2 separate regions of the Homo sapiens genome follow, and region 1 is linked to region 2. Evidence: chromatin loops called from intact Hi-C (ENCODE). Cell type or tissue: GM12878. All regions are shown on one strand. Region 1 overlaps GRIK4 (glutamate ionotropic receptor kainate type subunit 4). Region 2 overlaps GRIK4 (glutamate ionotropic receptor kainate type subunit 4).

What was found. Peaks named below come from ENCODE experiments on the same cell type or tissue, not always from the same donor. Only the 100,000 strongest peaks of a DNase experiment are listed, where the experiment ranks them.
Region 1: a loop joins it to region 2, with 4 times the contacts of the local background. A loop is called at or near these places in 3 of 110 quality-filtered maps.

Annotation. Positions count from the first base shown.
Region 1 is chr11:120,866,037-120,874,036 of GRCh38, forward strand. The region is part of intron 9 of GRIK4 (glutamate ionotropic receptor kainate type subunit 4); the gene reads left to right. LOC101929227 (a long non-coding RNA gene) reads right to left here. Exons shown (of 2, transcript NR_132790.1): 2 at 1,897-7,729. Among named protein-coding and RNA genes, the nearest start is that of TBCEL, 150 kb to the right of the region's middle. In GM12878, no CTCF peak of the experiment used is centred here; a DNase peak (open chromatin) is centred at 3,735.
Region 2 is chr11:120,926,120-120,934,119 of GRCh38, forward strand. All of the region lies in intron 13 of GRIK4 (glutamate ionotropic receptor kainate type subunit 4), which reads left to right. Among named protein-coding and RNA genes, the nearest start is that of TBCEL, 94 kb to the right of the region's middle. RefSeq lists silencers at 11-110, 3,709-3,758. In GM12878, CTCF peaks have their summits at 3,692 (motif pointing left) and 5,163; DNase peaks (open chromatin) are centred at 42 and 3,662.

The DNA.
Region 1 (8,000 bases), 60 kb before region 2:
TCACTCACTCCTGTGAGAATGGCACAAAGCCATTTGTGAAGCATCCACCCCCTTTATCCAACCCACCCGGGTCACTGCCACATGAGACTTGGGACCAAACAAACCATGGCAGAGTGGGATGAAGGATTGGCTCCATCACATAGTCACACAGTGAAGATCAAAGCCGCTGTTATCCGGATGCGCCATGCAGGAGCAGGGTTCACCTCCACCTCTGGGAAGGTGACTCCTCGGCATATGTTACTCTCATGGAAGCGGAGGAAAGCCCCTGAGTTCTTCCTGCAGAGGTCGGGGAAGGCTTGCCCGAAAAGAGGGAAGCCAGTAATTCACCGCTCTTCTGTGTGCAAAGCACCAGGCAGGGTCCACAGCATCCCAATGGAGCAGGGGTCCCGTGCTGACTTGCTCAGTGGACTGGAGAGGGTGTCCTGTCCTGAGGATGCCACCCAGGGCTGTTTAAAAGATAGAAACCCTGACCTCGTTTGTCTCCTTCCCAGTCCAATGTCAGACCTCCCAAGGCCTCAGCATCTTATGCTCCCCAAGAATGCTTGGGGGATATTCAGTGAGTGGGGGTGTTCTCTGAGGCTCTCTTGGTGCTGCCGGCGGAGAACAAGAGTAAAGATGGGCTGAGCTGCACCGGCTCAAGGCTGTCTCAGGGAACCATGCGAGGAGCATCCATGTGGGCCTCAGGACTGCAGCTGGTCCTTGTGCTGATCAGATTCTGCGTCTACTTTAGTCAGCTTTCTCTCAGCCAAGCCCCTTTGGTTTTCTTGCCAATAAAATGGACGAGTGTTCTTTCTTGCTGAGGACGGCAGGGCTCCCACCCCACTGGGTTTCACCTCGGCACAGAGCTGAAGACTCCTGTAGCCCTTCCCATGAAATTATCCTGCCTTCTCCTATTTTCCTTCTCAGGGCATCCTCGTAACAGTTAAGAGTGGTCATGTAGCCCTTTTGGACAAGTGGGGAAACTGAGGCACGGACGTGCTGGATGGCACATCAAGGGTCCTCTGAGGTCAGCACTCCAATATAACCTGGAGTAGAACGTACATCTGTCTCCCAGTGCCAGAGAACCTTCCAGCTACTGTCTCTGTGGCCTCCGAGAGGGAAGGGAAGGTGTTGCGGACTCTCTCACCTCAGCGTGTGGAAAGGAAGCTCACGGCAGCGACAATAGCAACACACCTCTCTCAAGGCTTCTCACTTTAGCAACCAGCTTTTGAAAAGTGGTGCCTCTTCCTGTCTCTTTGGGGGCTGAGAAATTCACAGCACAAACAGCCCAGCTCTTTTATGTTCTGGGTAGCTGGAAGGCGAGAGGGAGTCAGTTCCAGGAAAAAAGCCTGGTTCTGTCCCCACCATCAAGCGTTCTACAAAAGCTGCAGCTCCAGCCTCATGGGGACGTTCTCTCTTTCTCTCCCTCTTCTCCCCTTCTTTACCCTTTTCTCCGTAACCTTCTTTTCTGTTTCTCTCTCTCCACACGATGTTCCCTGCTCTTTCTTCACTCTTGGCACTTTCTTCTCTCCATTGCCTTTTTCTCCTGACTTGGGTAAGGGTCTGCCGCTCTTCCTCACCTTCCGGGTCGGGCCTTCGGCATTCTAAGTGGAGCTTTCTGGAGAGGGAGCCCCGTTCTAAGGGCACTGAGAGAGGAGTGGCTGAACTGAGAGGTAACCAGGAAAGCAAGATCAGTCCATGCCCCCAGGCCATACCTGCCAGGTGGCCGACAGGAGATGCAAATGTGCTTCTACCTGAGACAATGCAAGCAGAAGAAGGGATGTCGCAAATGGAGACACACACCCGCTAGCTTCACACGCCGTTCCCATTAATCACGCTGCAAAGAACAAAAATCCTGGAAAATCATTAAAATTACAGATGGCTAGATTAAGTAATTAGAATTTAGGCTAAAGCAGATGTTTGTAATTAAGTGTTTATTTCATTGAATAAAATCCAGATTGTAAGAACTATTCCATGGGATTTTAATGGTTCCTGTCCTGGTATTATATTGGGGGGTAGAGTTTAAGCTGCAGAAGTTCAGAGACAAATGGGCATCTGGGAGGATCCTGGGAATCCCGTCATCTGGGGCATGGAGAGAGATGAGGGTTACAGGTGTGTATGTAGGAGATATTCTTATTTTCATGTCATGGGAGGGGGAAGGAACTCAGCCACAGCTCCCTGAGTCAGAACTGATTCATCTTAATTTATACAGAGCCTTGCATTCCCCTAAACAATTTGCAAACAGCTCAAAAGAAAATAACAATGAAGAACCAAATGAAAATATAAAAACAAGAGAATCGAGGGTTCATTGCCAAGCAACGTTTTGGGGCCAAGAAAGAGGAGAGGATTTTAAATGAGGATTGAGCCATTTGGGGTATTTAATATTTAGAAGAGACAGGGACAGGAGAAGCAGAGACAAAAGCGAGAGGCGTGCACACACAGATGAGGAGTAGAGGCCATGGAAAGACAGAAAGGAAAAGGAAATGTATTGAGAGAGCAGAGAAGGGGTGGAAATGGGGGGGGGGGCGGTGCCTCCTTCCCCTGATGAGCCCAGAAGTGGAGACATGGATGGAGGGCTTTTTTTTTTTGAGACGGAGTCTTGCTCGCCCAGGCTGGAGTGCAGTGGCACAATCTCGGCTCACTGCAACCTCTGCCTCCTGGGTTCAAGCAATTCTCCTGCCTCAGCCTCCCAAGTAGCTGGGAGTACAGGCATGTGCCACCATGCCCAGCTATTTTTTTTTTTGTATTTTTAGTAGAGATGGGGTTTCACCGTGTTGGCCAGGATGGTCTCGATCTCCTGACCTCGTGATCTGCTCGCCTCGGCTTCCCAAAGTGCTGAGATTATTATAGGCGTGAGCCACTGTGTCCGGCCAGGAGGGCTTTTGTAACAGAAACTGCTTCTCCCTGACTGTAGCCCCAAATGCTTTCCAGAGCTAAATGAGTAAGTAATAGCGGAGGGAAAAAACAATTAGGAGAGGGAGAAAGATGCTTTGGGATGGAGATCTGAAACAAGGTGGAAAAATTGATGAGGCAGAGAGATGACAGGCTCGCACGCCATCAGAGGAGAAATTCGGTGAGGGCAGGAGATTGGTGACTGTGAGGAGAGAGCTGCAGGCACAAGGGTTGGGAGGTGAATTCTCAGAGCAGTTTGAAGGATCCAGGTGAGAAGCGTGGGCAGATTGGCAGGAGCCTGCAGAAGACAGTGCCTGGTGATGGGTGGAGGAACCCGAGGAGACTGCAGCGGGGGAGAAGACGTTTGGGGTTTAGAAAGGGTCAGCTCTGACCAGCCCAGGCTGAACCACAGAGAGGAACTGTGAAGCCCAGAGCCTACGGGGGACACGTCAGTGGTTTCACCCCTCTGAAGGCCACACACAGGTGGAGAGGAGACCACAACCTTGAGGATTTTCCTTCTACCTGCTCCCTGTGCCCAGCATCCCTAGCTGGCATTAGTACTAGAAGCACTCGAAGAATCTTGAAGGCCATGGAATTAGAGATGCCAAAGAACATTGCCAACAGGCATGCACGGATCTCAGCATCCACATCATGTGCTAATAAGAGAGCATCAGCCAAGAAAACCATGTCCCAGACGGAGTGGGAATAGTGGCAACCGTGTGGCAGGAACCAGCTGGGGGCCTGGTGGGAGGATGTGAGAAATGGCGTGGTGCTTCCTCTGCAAATCTGCCGTGATGACGGTCTCTTGGGGACCAGCACACAGCCTCACTGGAGGAAGAGGGGGCCTGGGGAGGGGGCCTGTAGACACTGGGGACTGGTGCAACAATGCCTCTGAGAGGAAAGGGATCCCCAGGGCCTTGGTACCAGAGTACTCTCGGCAACAGAAACCCTGTATCAAAACGTCTTGTGAGAAAACGGAAATGTGTTATTGCGTGGCTTAGCAAGATTCCGGAGTGGTGAGGTTGGAGGCCAAATCTTTTCCATCTCTGCTGTGTCCCCACTTGGTTACAGCTTCATGCTCAGGCTGGAGCTGGGCTGGCTGCAGCAGTCCAAGCATCCCAACCAGACACAGACATGTCCAGAGGAGAGAGGAGCGTCCTTTTAGGAGACAGGAAACTTTCCTGAGAAGCAAGCCCCTCATTCCAGGCCTCAGTTCATGGCTCATTGTTTCAGTGGGGTCACTCACACTGTCCCAAATCACATATTGGCATGGGGACCTTGGACCACCCAGGATTCCCTGGGACCTGGGGCTGACTCAGCCTCCTCTGAAGCTCCTTACAGTTTGGGACAGGGAAGGATACCTAAATCAAATGGGAGGAAGAAGGGGAGAATGGGTGCTAGGTAGGCAGCCAATGGCTAATGGCTGTTAACTGAGGGGCTAACGTGAGGACAAACAACCAGTCTTTCCAGGAGGCAAACTGGGTGATGGCCCCAACATAGGGCATTAGAGAAGCCTGCCCACCATCCCTTCCTGCCCCCACCCCGGTGCCAGAGTCCCATGCTCCCATCTGCTGCAGAGAAGGCAACAATGAAAGATTGCCCCAAGTTGTCCTGGGAGATGAGGCATAAGAATAAATCTGATAGAGCAATGACAACCTAGGCTTCTCGGAGGGAGGGAGGTGGAAGACAGTGCTGTGGAGAGGGGAGGAAGCCAGTCTGGACAAAGGGTACTGGGCCTCCAGGCCTTGCTTTGTGACCTTGGGCAAGAGAAGAATGCCTTGTGCCTCAGTTTCTTCATTCGTGAAAGAAGACAGATGAGTGGTTTTTTTTTTTTTTGGTTTTGTTTGTTTGTTTTCTGAGATGGAGTCTTACTCTGTTGCCCAGGCTGGAGTGCAGTGGTGCAATCTTGGCTCACTGCAGCCGCCGCCTCCCAGGTTCAAGCGATTCTCCTGCCTCAGCCTCCCGAGTAGCTGGGATTACAGGCGCACACAACCACACCCAGTTGATTTTTGTATTTATACTAGAGATGGGGTTTCACCGTGTTGGCAAGGGTGGTCTCGAACCTCTGACCTCAAAGTGATCCACCTGCCTCGGCCTCCCAAAGGGTTGGGATTACAGGCATGAGCCACTGCGCCCGGCCGGATGAGTTGTCTTCTAGAATTTCTTCCAGCTCAATCACTCCACGATTTTGGGAATCTGAGAATGGTGAGATTAACTGGGAGGCAAGGGAGAAGGTGGGACAGAAATTGGTTTATAGCATCATTTAAATAGCCAAACAGAAGGATCTAGAAGCCAGTTTCAGTTGGGGCAGCTAACTTGCTGTCAATTTGTCTAAGCCGGAAAGGGAGAATCTGCAGCATTAGTCTGTGGCATGTGAGAGGCCCATTAATAAAAGAGCCACATGTGCTCAGGGGAAAGCGAGTTACATGGAAGGACAAGGACGGTTGTAGGCTTGCAAAGGAGCATTCATTACCATGCAGGGCGAATCAAATGAAGAAGGAGCTGAGGGCAAAGGGGAAGAGCAGGGAAGCAGAGAAGAGAGAGTAGAAGATGATGGATGGAGGGACTCGGGAGTGTGGTGGCTCAGCCCACCTCATCCTAGCTCAGCAAGACTGCAGAGGTGTGCACTGTTCCCCATGGTGAGAATTGGGTGTCCTTTGTTGCTTAGTCTTCGGGTTCCAGGAGGCTCTGGGACCAAGGGACAGACAGGAAGGGAGTTGGAGCAGGGGAGGCAGGAGACTCGACGGAGGCCGAGGGCAGTGGCCTGATCCAGTATCTCTGTGGAGAGTGGGAAGGTGTTGAGGTCTATGGTACCTGCCAGATGGTAGTGGCTGAATAAAAGTGGGAATAAAGCAAAGAAGCAAGGCAAGGAGGAGAAGCAGCAGCAAGAGAGGGAGGGAGAGAGAGAGGGAGGAAGAAAGCATACACCAGCCAGGTAGTTTTGTGATGCGGGTGAACTTGGACTGGAACAGACAAACTTTGTTGACTGTTTTGCTCTGTAATTGCCTTTTAAAGAGATTATCCAGAGCTGGCTCACCCAGTTCCCCTCATAGGCCTCCTGGCCCAACATGTAGCAAAACTGGGTAGGAAATAAGCCCATCCACCCTGCCTGTAGCCCCCTGTCCTTACCACTCCCTGGAGCCTTACTTAGTTCAGTCAACACCGGCTTCCTGAGCACCTGCTAACATCTGTCTGGACCTGAGGGGGCACAGCCCCTGCCCTCAGGAATGCTGTCTTCTGACGCTGGCAGTTTGCAGAGCACTTTTACAGACTTGTGAGGCAGGGACTGCTGCTTCTCTTTTACAGGTAACAGAAATTGTTGCTCACTTGGAGGGATTCACATGCCTGGGATCACTCAGCACATAGTGAGGGGCTGGGATCTGGACTCTGGACTTGGTGTTCATGCTTTTAAGCTCTTTCCTCGACACCTCACTGTCTCACACTGCTTACACTCTGCCTGGAGAGCTTGAAAAACCCCGAGACAGCATCCCTCCATCCAACCGTGGAGGGGCCGGTGTCCCAGGGCTGGCTAGGAGGGAGGCAGGCTGTAAGCAGTTGGTCCCCTGGAATGGTGGTCTCACAAGGGTGCTCTCACAAGGGTCTCATGTGGGACCCTCACAAGGATGCCATCAGTTGAAAGAGGAGGCTCGGAAGGGGCAATGTTGAGTCGCCAGTGATGGAATGTCGTGTTTCAGTGAAGGAACTTGCCTTGTAATGGGACTCTGTGTGGACTTCTAGCCCTGTAACACCACTCCTCCCAGGAGGCCTCCACCTGCCTTCCTGGACCCCCTCAGGGCCTTGGCACAGTACTGAGTGTATAGTCAATTGCACTTGCTAGGGTTTTGTTTGTTTGTTTGTTTGTTTGTTTTTTGCCAGGGACCCCGCATACATTAACATAGTGTGGTATTATCTCCTCCTTAGATGGCACGTTCCTCAAGGACAGGTGTCTTCTGTCTTTCCACTCCTACCACCTCCACCAAGATACCCAGCTTTCCCCTCCCCACAGGCTGCAAACATTGTATCCACTTATTGGGTAGTGGGCAAATTTCAGCCAGAAGTTAATTCAAGTCAAGCAAATGTCTTAGGGGCCAGCCACACGACAGGCCCCATGACAGATGCTGTGCAGAATATAGAGATTAAGGTCCTGTGTGTTCCCTGCCCTGAGAAGCTTGCATTTTAATAGGGAAGATGAAAATGTGGGCACACAACTATGCTGACCTCTTCCCTGACTTTCAGGCCCCGCATGGCAGGACCCCTGCCATGTGAGTGATGGATTGCTTCCTCCAGCCCCGCCCCTCCTCTGCCCTCCTCTCCTTCTAGGAGTGGTCCAACTCTCCACTTTCTAGTCTTTGTTCCTGCAGTTCCACGCTCTGGAATGCCTTTCCCTCTTCTCAGCGACTCCCCATCCTTCAGTGCTCAGTTCCAATGCAGCATCCTCCATGAAAGACTTTCTTGATTGCCCAACCAGATGTTTCCCTCTTTGGAACCCTCCCCAGGAAGACCTTTGTGGACCTACCACACTCTGTCTCATGTTCCTCTTGTTTGTGCCCTGTCTCCTCATACCTCCCTTCCCCATCCTGCTGTAATCACAGGAATAGGCTCCTACTCATCTTTGGGCTTTGAACTTACCATGTGCTTCATACCTACTCATCAAGTTGTACAGTACAAAGTGGACTAATATTAGGCACATTTAGGAAGAAACAATATCGTGGGGTCTTGTAGGAGGAAGTGACCTTCAACTGAGCCTTATAGAATGGGCAGATAGGGGGGCAGTGGCCAGGTTCCTTTCTCTTCTTGACATAAGCAGCCGTGCCCTCTTCTTCAGGATTCCTGGTAGCAGTGGCAGTTGCTTGTTTCCCTGGAGCAGAGAGAAAAGGGTACACTTGAAGTCATGTGGGGCCCAAAGGGCCAGCACAAGGCTTCAATCCCAGAGAATCCTTTGCCACCATTGTGTGTCTTGGGTGAACACCTGACTATTAGATGAAGTAGAGCTGGCCCAGAGACAGGACGTGGGCCAAGGGTGATGAAGATGCACTCTTATTTCCCTTTCTTTTGCTTTCTCTTTTCTTCCTCCATTCCTCTTATTTTCTCCCTCCCCTCCCTTTCTTCCTCTACACCTCTCACTCCCT
Region 2 (8,000 bases):
GGTAGTAGTGATGTGAGGAAGTGAAACTTAGGCCTCTCTGGGCTTTGCCACATACCATAACCTGCCTGGACCTAAGCTCTCAGTTCCCTTTCTCTTTCACACCTCAACTATATAAACACTGACATCTATAATGCATATTAGTTTTTTAATCATGGGATTTCTTTTCACTCCCTTCAATACCTACATTGAATTTTCTGAAACAATAATTTTAAAAAATAAATAAAATTGAAGTGAATCCTTTAAGTTGCAACAAAATAATAAAGGCTGACACTTCTGGAACATTCCCTATGTTTCAGGCACTGTTCTAAGTGCTTTTTGTGTATTCATTAATTTAACCTCCCCAACATACCTACAAAGTATGTAATATTACTAACCCCATTTTCCAGATGAGGAAACTGAGGTACAAAGAGGTTAAGTAACTGGCCTAAGATTATGCAGTTAGTAAGTGGCTGAGCTGGCCCTAGAGGGTGTACCCTTGGTCAAAACATTCTACTACAAAATCGTTCCCTCAGTTGAGAGCCAAGGATAGAGAATAATGTTAACTGAGCTCCTCTTTCTTGGATTTGTCTATTCATTCATTCAATCATGACTTCATTCAACAAATATTTATGTAGTGCCTGGCACATGGCAGGTTCTGGACACTGGAGATGTATGATGACTAAGGCAGACAAAGGTCACTCCTTCCTGAAGATGGCACTCTAGACAATCAACAGGTAAACTGGTAAATAAACAAGACAATTTCAGGTCATGATTTCCGCTGTGAAGAAAATAAAGCAGTATAATGAGCCAGAGTGTCTCGAGGAGAGGGGCCCATTAAGTGGGCAAGTAGGGAAGGCTGCATTGATGGCATGGTGCTTGAGCTGAGGTCAGAACGGTGAGAAGCCAGCTGGGCCATGGCCAGGGCAGAGCATATGTGGAGGGGAAAGAGTAAACTCCAAGACCCCAAGGTGGAAAGTGAACTTGTCATGTTCAGAAATCAGGATGGGGGTTAGCATGACTAGCTAGACTGTGGTGAATGGGCTGCCGTATCACCAACGCCTGGTGGGCCACGGTAAGGAGTTGGGTCTTTATGAACTTGGAAGTCTCTCGGTTCTTTTCCTAGGTCCACATACACCCATGGTCTGAGGATAGCATTGAGAGTCCACAAAACTAGAAAGGAAGAATTGGCCGGGCACAGTGGCTTACACCTGTAATCCCAGCACTTTGGGAGGCCAAGGCAGGCTGATCACTTGAGGTCAGAAGTTCGAGACCAGCCTCGCCAACATGGCAAAACCCCATCTCTACTAAAAATACAGAAATTAGCTGGGTGTGGTGGTGCGTGCCTGTAGTCCCAGGTACTCAGGAGGCTGAGGCAGGAGAACTGCTTGAACCTGAGAGGCGGAGGTTGCAGTGAACCACATCACATCACTGCCCTCCAGCCTAGGTGACAAAGTGAGACTCTGTCTCAAAAAAAAAAAAAAAAAAAAAAAAGAAAGAAAGAAAGAAAGGAAAAATTAACATCTATATATTTTTCTAAGTTCAAACAGAAATGTAATATTTCCTTCAATTATGAATGTGGTCAACAAAGCTTCATGGTATTAACCACACCTGTGACTTTGTCACCAATGGTATTAATTTAGTGTTGCTGTTAGACACACTTCCAGCTCTTGTTATGTAAAGAGGCACAGATACCACTATAGCACAAAAAGTGTACACATATTTTGATAACTGAATTTCTATGTAGTCATTTTAAAATATTTTAAAATAAGAGGTTAACAGGTATCAGCAGACTGTTAAAGAGGTCCATGGCATAAAAAAATATTAAGAAGGCAGGCCAGGCATGGTGGCTCATGCCTGTAATCCTAGCACTTTGGGAGGCCGAGGCAGGCGGATCACCTGAGATCAGGAGTGTGAGAGACCAGCCTGGCCAACGTGGTGAAACCGTGTTTCTACTAAACATACAAAAATTAGCCGGGCATGGTGGTGCACAACTGTAATCCCAGCTACTCGGGAGGCTGAGGCAGGAGAATGGCTGGAACCTGGGAGGTGGAGCTGCAGTGAGCCGAGATCGCACCACTGCACTCCAGCCTGGGAGACAGAGCAAGACTCCGTCTTAAAAAAAAAAAAAAAAAGCTAGAAGGCGACACGGAGAAAAATGGCATCGTCTGCTTTAGCTTTCCCAAAGACCCCTCTGGCTGCAACGGGAAGAGGGGATTGTAAGAAGCAGGACCTCACATGAGCTCTGTTTACACAGGGAGTTGAATTTAACCCTCACCACAATCTTAAGAAGTATACATTATTTTGCCTATTTTAGAGATGAGGAAACTGAAGCTCAGATTTCTGGTAATTGCTCAGCTGGTGAATGGCAGAGTCGGGATTCAAACATGCATCTGCCTGACCCCAAAAAGCAAGAGGATTGAGGATTCGTGGGCCAGTGAATAGAAGCCTGTAACAAGAGGGTCAAGGGTAAATAGTATCTGCTTGGCCTCTTGAGTCAGCTTGGACCTCTGTGCCGCATAATTTCACCTGCAAATGAACTGCCAGCCCCTTCTTTCCTTAGCGCTGGTTCGTTCCTAAAATCTGCCCTCTATAGGCCAATAACACAGCCCTGTGCCGAGCCAACTAAATATTTCATGGGGACTTTAATTTAACTCTAAAGAAATTCATCCAGCCCCGAGAGTAAGCTGTAACCTCGAGAAATAGCACCAGGGAGCACTTGGACCTGCGGATGACATTGCCACTTTCCCAGGAATGCTAATGCTCCACTGGGCCTCTGCCTCTTCAATCATTGCTGTGGATAGGCCTGGCCCAGTGAGCAGGGATGATTTCTACAAACATGGGCTCGCACTGGTTAGCAAAGACGTGTGTGTGTGTGTGTGTGTGTGTGTGTGCGCGCGTGCACGCGTGTATGTGTGTGTGCGCACATGTGTGTGTGTGTGTGTGTCTGTGTGTTGGCACAGGTGAACAATTGGGTGCTATTTACTGTTCCTTTATTCCCTGATCTTTGTTCCTATATCCTGGTTCTGAAAGAAGGGAGAGGTGGTGGGGTTGGCATCCAGTCTCCCCAGTGGACAAGGACACCAAATATTTTGCAGGTGCCATGTGACCCCTAAGAGTTTCTCTTTGTCTCCAGCCCGCGGCGGGTGGCGTGGGCAGACAGCCTGACTCATGTGGCAGGAGAGCAGATGTGTGTGTTCTCAGGCATGTGACGCTGAAGTCTAAGGGATGAGCCCTGCGGATGCTCGTGTGGGCCAGGAGTGGGAGTGAGCCTCCCTGGCTCCTTCTGATCCCATTGCCCTGCAGCTCGGTGACCCCAGTGAGTCCTGGCAAGTTCCCTGGGCATCTCAATAGGTGCGGGTGGGAGGGAGAAAGCCGCCCGCAGGTAAACTGATCAAAAGACAGGAAGTGAGCAGATAATCTAATTTGAAATGGGCTGAGATACAGATGTTATTCTGCTCAAATGCACAGCACAAAAGGACTGGGGCCTGGGGAGAATTGGGAAGCAGCTCCGTGGAGCCAGTCTTCTGGCCTCTGGCTCAGCCTGGGCCTGTCATCTCCATTCCTTCCCGGGCTGTAATTAACACCCCTCCGCTGATAGCTGCTTTAAGCCAGATTGGAGCATGGGGCCCTTCCTCTTCTGGTTGGGCGTCCCACATGACACCGTCCAAGGTGTTAGAGGGAACCGGGTCTGGGGCAGGGCAAGGGGAGAAGGGCGCCCTCTAGTGGGGAACCTACGGCTTCAAGTCCTTAGGTTGGAGGATGTCTGATCGCATCCACAGCATGACCTGAATCTGGTTCTAATGTTCCAGCCTCCTGACAAAAATCCCTCCTGCATACAGGCATCTGTCAGAAATCAGCCTGCTTCAGCTGCCAGCAAGAAGGGGCTCGAGGGCAGGCCACGTTTGGGGGGGGGGTCCCCTCCTTACCCACGCTGTTGGCTGCACTGGCTCTTCACTAGGGACTGACTGTGTGCCCTCTTGGGGAAAGTCACTGCGAACAGTGCAGTAATAAGAAAGCCAAGCGCACAGTCCTGAGAATGTGTACATGGGGGTCTGAAGCTAGCTTTCTTCATGTCCTAGCTGCGTGTATTTGAGCAAATGATGAACCTCTCTGGGTCTCAGCGTCTTTGTCTCCAAAACAGGGCTAATGGCAGTTTTGAAATGTTGTTTATGTTAAATTTTTTCAAAGATTTGATCCCTGCTTCAAGAAGTTTATCTAATGTAGAGATAAGATATGCACACAAATGTAAACAGCAGTAATAGTAAGAGCTAACATTTATTGTGAGTTATCTGTGTCAGGCCTAAGCTTTGTGTGGGTTGCTCATTTAATTCCCATAGAAGCTCCATGGAGGTGGGAACTATCATTATCCCTACTTTACTGATGAAAAAACTGAGGCACAGAGAAGTTAAGGTCACGCAGCTCATAGGTGGCAGAGTTGGAGTGTGAGTCCAGGCATCCTGTACTAATACAAGGAAATTTATAGTATATGCCATGGTGGGTGGCATGAGCATTGCCTTCTCTCTTTGGCGACAGACAAGGGAGGGCTTATGCCTGAGAAGATGATCAGAGAAGGTTTTATGAGGATGGTAAACTTTGAATAGACCTTGAAGAGTAGGTGGAGTTGATGTTTGGACTTTTGATGTGGAGTAAATTTAACTGCAGAAAAGTACAAGGTGTGTTGAGAGCCAGCTGAGTTGGCCTGGCTGCAGGGGAGGGGCAGTGTCTGGGAGAGGAGTGATGGAGATGGGGCTGAACTTGCAGGAGTAGGCAGACCATGAGGGCCAGACTCCCACATGCTGGACTGCAGAGGAGTGGGAGTCGTGAATAATTTCTTAGGGAGGACAGGTATAGTTGCTGTGGTGCGTAAGTGAGTTTTGCTAGAAATATTGAGCACCCGCTTTATTCCAGGTAATGTGTTTTGTGCATTATATGTATTATTTCCTTTGTCCTCATAACATCTCTGAATTGGCAATTATTATCCCCACTTTACAGATAAGAAAAACGAGCTGGGAGAGGATATCACAGCTATCTAAGGTCACACTGTTAGTAACTGGCAGGGCGAGGACTTGAACCCAGTTTGGCTTGGTGCCAGTGACCCAGGCAATGTAGTCACAGGTCAGAGCAGGTGGAGGGAAGCAGTTATGTCTTTGACCTTGGCCTTATTAGGAGGGCCCCTGCAGGGACTGGAGAGAATGGCAGGCTAGGAGGTTTGGCAACACAAGGACTTAGGCACCCCTTGGTTATTGTACCATGGAGGTCATGCTGACCTTGGCTGGAGTGATATTGGTGGAGTGATGGGGTGGAGACCAGAGTGCCTGGAGTGTGGTGATATACATGGCAAGGGAGTGAGGAGAAAAATGCAGAGGGCCCTTTCTTGCCTCCCTTCAATCTTTTTCTTCACTAGAGCCGATTGAATGTGCTGCATATTCAGCATGCAGACTCTGAAGCCAAATTACGTGGGTTTGAATCCTGGCTCTGCCACTTACTTGCTGTGCAACCTTGGGCAAGTTACTTGACCTCTCTGTGCCTCAGTTTTCTCATCTGTTAAATAAGGATAATAATAGTAACCTATCTCATAGAGGTTTTGTGGATACTGAGTGAGGTAACATGTAAAGGGCTTAGTTCAGTGCCTGATACATAGGAAGAGATATGTGTTAGCTGTATTGATATTACAAGTCCAATACTGTAGGACATTCACTGTAGAAAATACTTCAGGACCTTCTGATTGCTGTCTGGTTCATTGCATCCTCTGCTACCTGCCTGCCTCTCCAGCCTCATCTTACAGCATGCTCCTGGCCCTGTGTGTTCTAGCCACTCTGGCCTTCCCACAGCCCCTGAAAAGCACCAAGCTCCCTCCTGCATCGGGGCCTTGACACATGTTGTACCTTCTGTGGGAATACTCACCCAGGCCTTCTCACTGGTCCCTCCTGTTCAGGCAGCTGAGTCTCATCTGGGGAAAACTCCTGTGGACCTTCCAGGCTCTGCCCAAGCCCTGTTCCACCTTCTCATGGTGACATATATAACCCCCCTATAAACACAGCACACGTGCAATTTTACAATTTTTTTTTTTTTTTTTTGGCAATCTGATACTTGTTCGCCTCCTCTATTGGTTGTAAATTTTTTGCTGTCAGAGACTGTGCCTGTATTTGTTCACCATAGTATTCCAGCACCTTGCACACTGCCTGGTGCAGGGCAGAGAGTCAGTGGAGAGCTGCAAGGGTACACTGAGCATTAGAGAGGAGGAAACAGGCGGGGAGGGGGCATTGGGCTCTGCAGGCAGTCCCCGCCCACCCTGAATCCCCCAGTGAGCTCAGCAGCCCCATGTTACTCTCGGCCCATATCCTCATCCAGAGCCAAATGTGCATTATCCCTCCCAGGAAAGCCAGGCTTGCTAGGCACAGAGCTGCTTCCTATCTGTGTGTTTACAGATAATGCCAGCCTCATTTTCACAGCCTCAGGCCTGGCCTTGCTTGGAATTCCATAAGCCTTTTCAATATACAGGGGATCTCCAGAGACAATTACCTTGGAATGAAGGTTTCCAGGAGTGCTTATTCTGGGTAGCGTTTTCTCATCCCAACTGTAGCCTCCCAAAGCTTTCCGGAGTTAAGTAACACAATTACAGAGTTAAATGACATTGAAGAATGGGAGGCACTCTGCAGCCCCAGCAGCAGGTGAAACAGGAGATGTGAAGCCTGACTTGTAAAGTTGTAGAAAGCTGCTGGCATGTAGAGGGGGCAGGGGCAGCTGGCCTCCTCAAGGGCAGAAAGCTGGGGTGAGGAGGTGTACTGTAAAAAGGTCAGAGAAGAAAGATCTGGAAGCTGATCAGAGATAGAAGAGAGGATCTGAAAGAGGATTCAGAGGGAGCTGGAGAGGCCATTTAATTCATTCTCCCCAAAGGAGAATCATGTTTGGAGGAAGGGACTGGGGAGAATGACTGGCTTTCCAAGCTAGGTACTGGATTTTTCCCAGAGTTTTCCAAAGGACTGGACAGCATGAGGTCTGGGAGGCCTGGACCCCACATAGGTCCACATAGACAGACGGTCACACCAGAGAAGCACATTGTGTCAACACAGCTGTGCATGTGCTCCAGGTCACCCGGGAAAGGCCGCAGGGGCCAGAGTGGGGGACGCGGTGACCAGTTAGGGCTGCACATACACAGAACAGGTCTGCCTGCCTCCAAACATGCCCACAACTCATCATAAGGTCTCCATAAGCCCTTGCTAAGATGATCCTCATTGTCAAGTTCAGCAGCAGCATCATTGTCATCCCAACAGCAAAGACTTACTGGCTACTTACTTCAAACCAGGCCCCATGCTCAGCATTTACAGACATGGCCTCATTCATCTTCTCAACAATTGTAGGAGCTAGGTACTCTTATTATACCCGCGTTACAGATAAGCAAACTGAGGCTTAGAAAAAGTTGAATAAATGACTTGTCCAAGGTCATACAACAGGTAAGTGAGTGCGAGTCCAGGTAGTTCTAAGCCACACTGAAAACTAAGTTCAGTTACCCCCTCTACTGCCTTAATAGCCCCTTATTGATATGGCAGCGCTCTACAGTGTTATGATTTATAAGGCTCTTCTACAACCATCATCTCTTTTGACTCTCACATAATATTGATAGGCTGGTATTGCCCCATTTTACAGTGGAGAAAAATGAGTCCCAGAGAAGGGAAGTAAATTGCACATGGCCATTTGGACGGCAAGGAGCAGAGGCACTGGCAGTTCTCCTGACCCGTCCCATCCTCCCATTAGCATGGCTGTATGTAAGGGAGGGCAGCCAGGCCAGGTGGAGGAGGCAGGCCTGAGGCTGCAAGAGGTCATAGCCAGGCGCGGTGGCTCACACCTGTAATCCCAGCACTTTGGGAGGCCAAGGCGGGTGGATCACGAGGTCAGGAGATCGAGACCATCCTGGCTAACACAGTGAAACCCCATCTCTACTAAAAATATAAAAAAATTAGTCGGGCATGGTGGCGGGCGCCTGTAGTCCCAGCTACTCAGGAGGCTGAGGCAGGAGAATG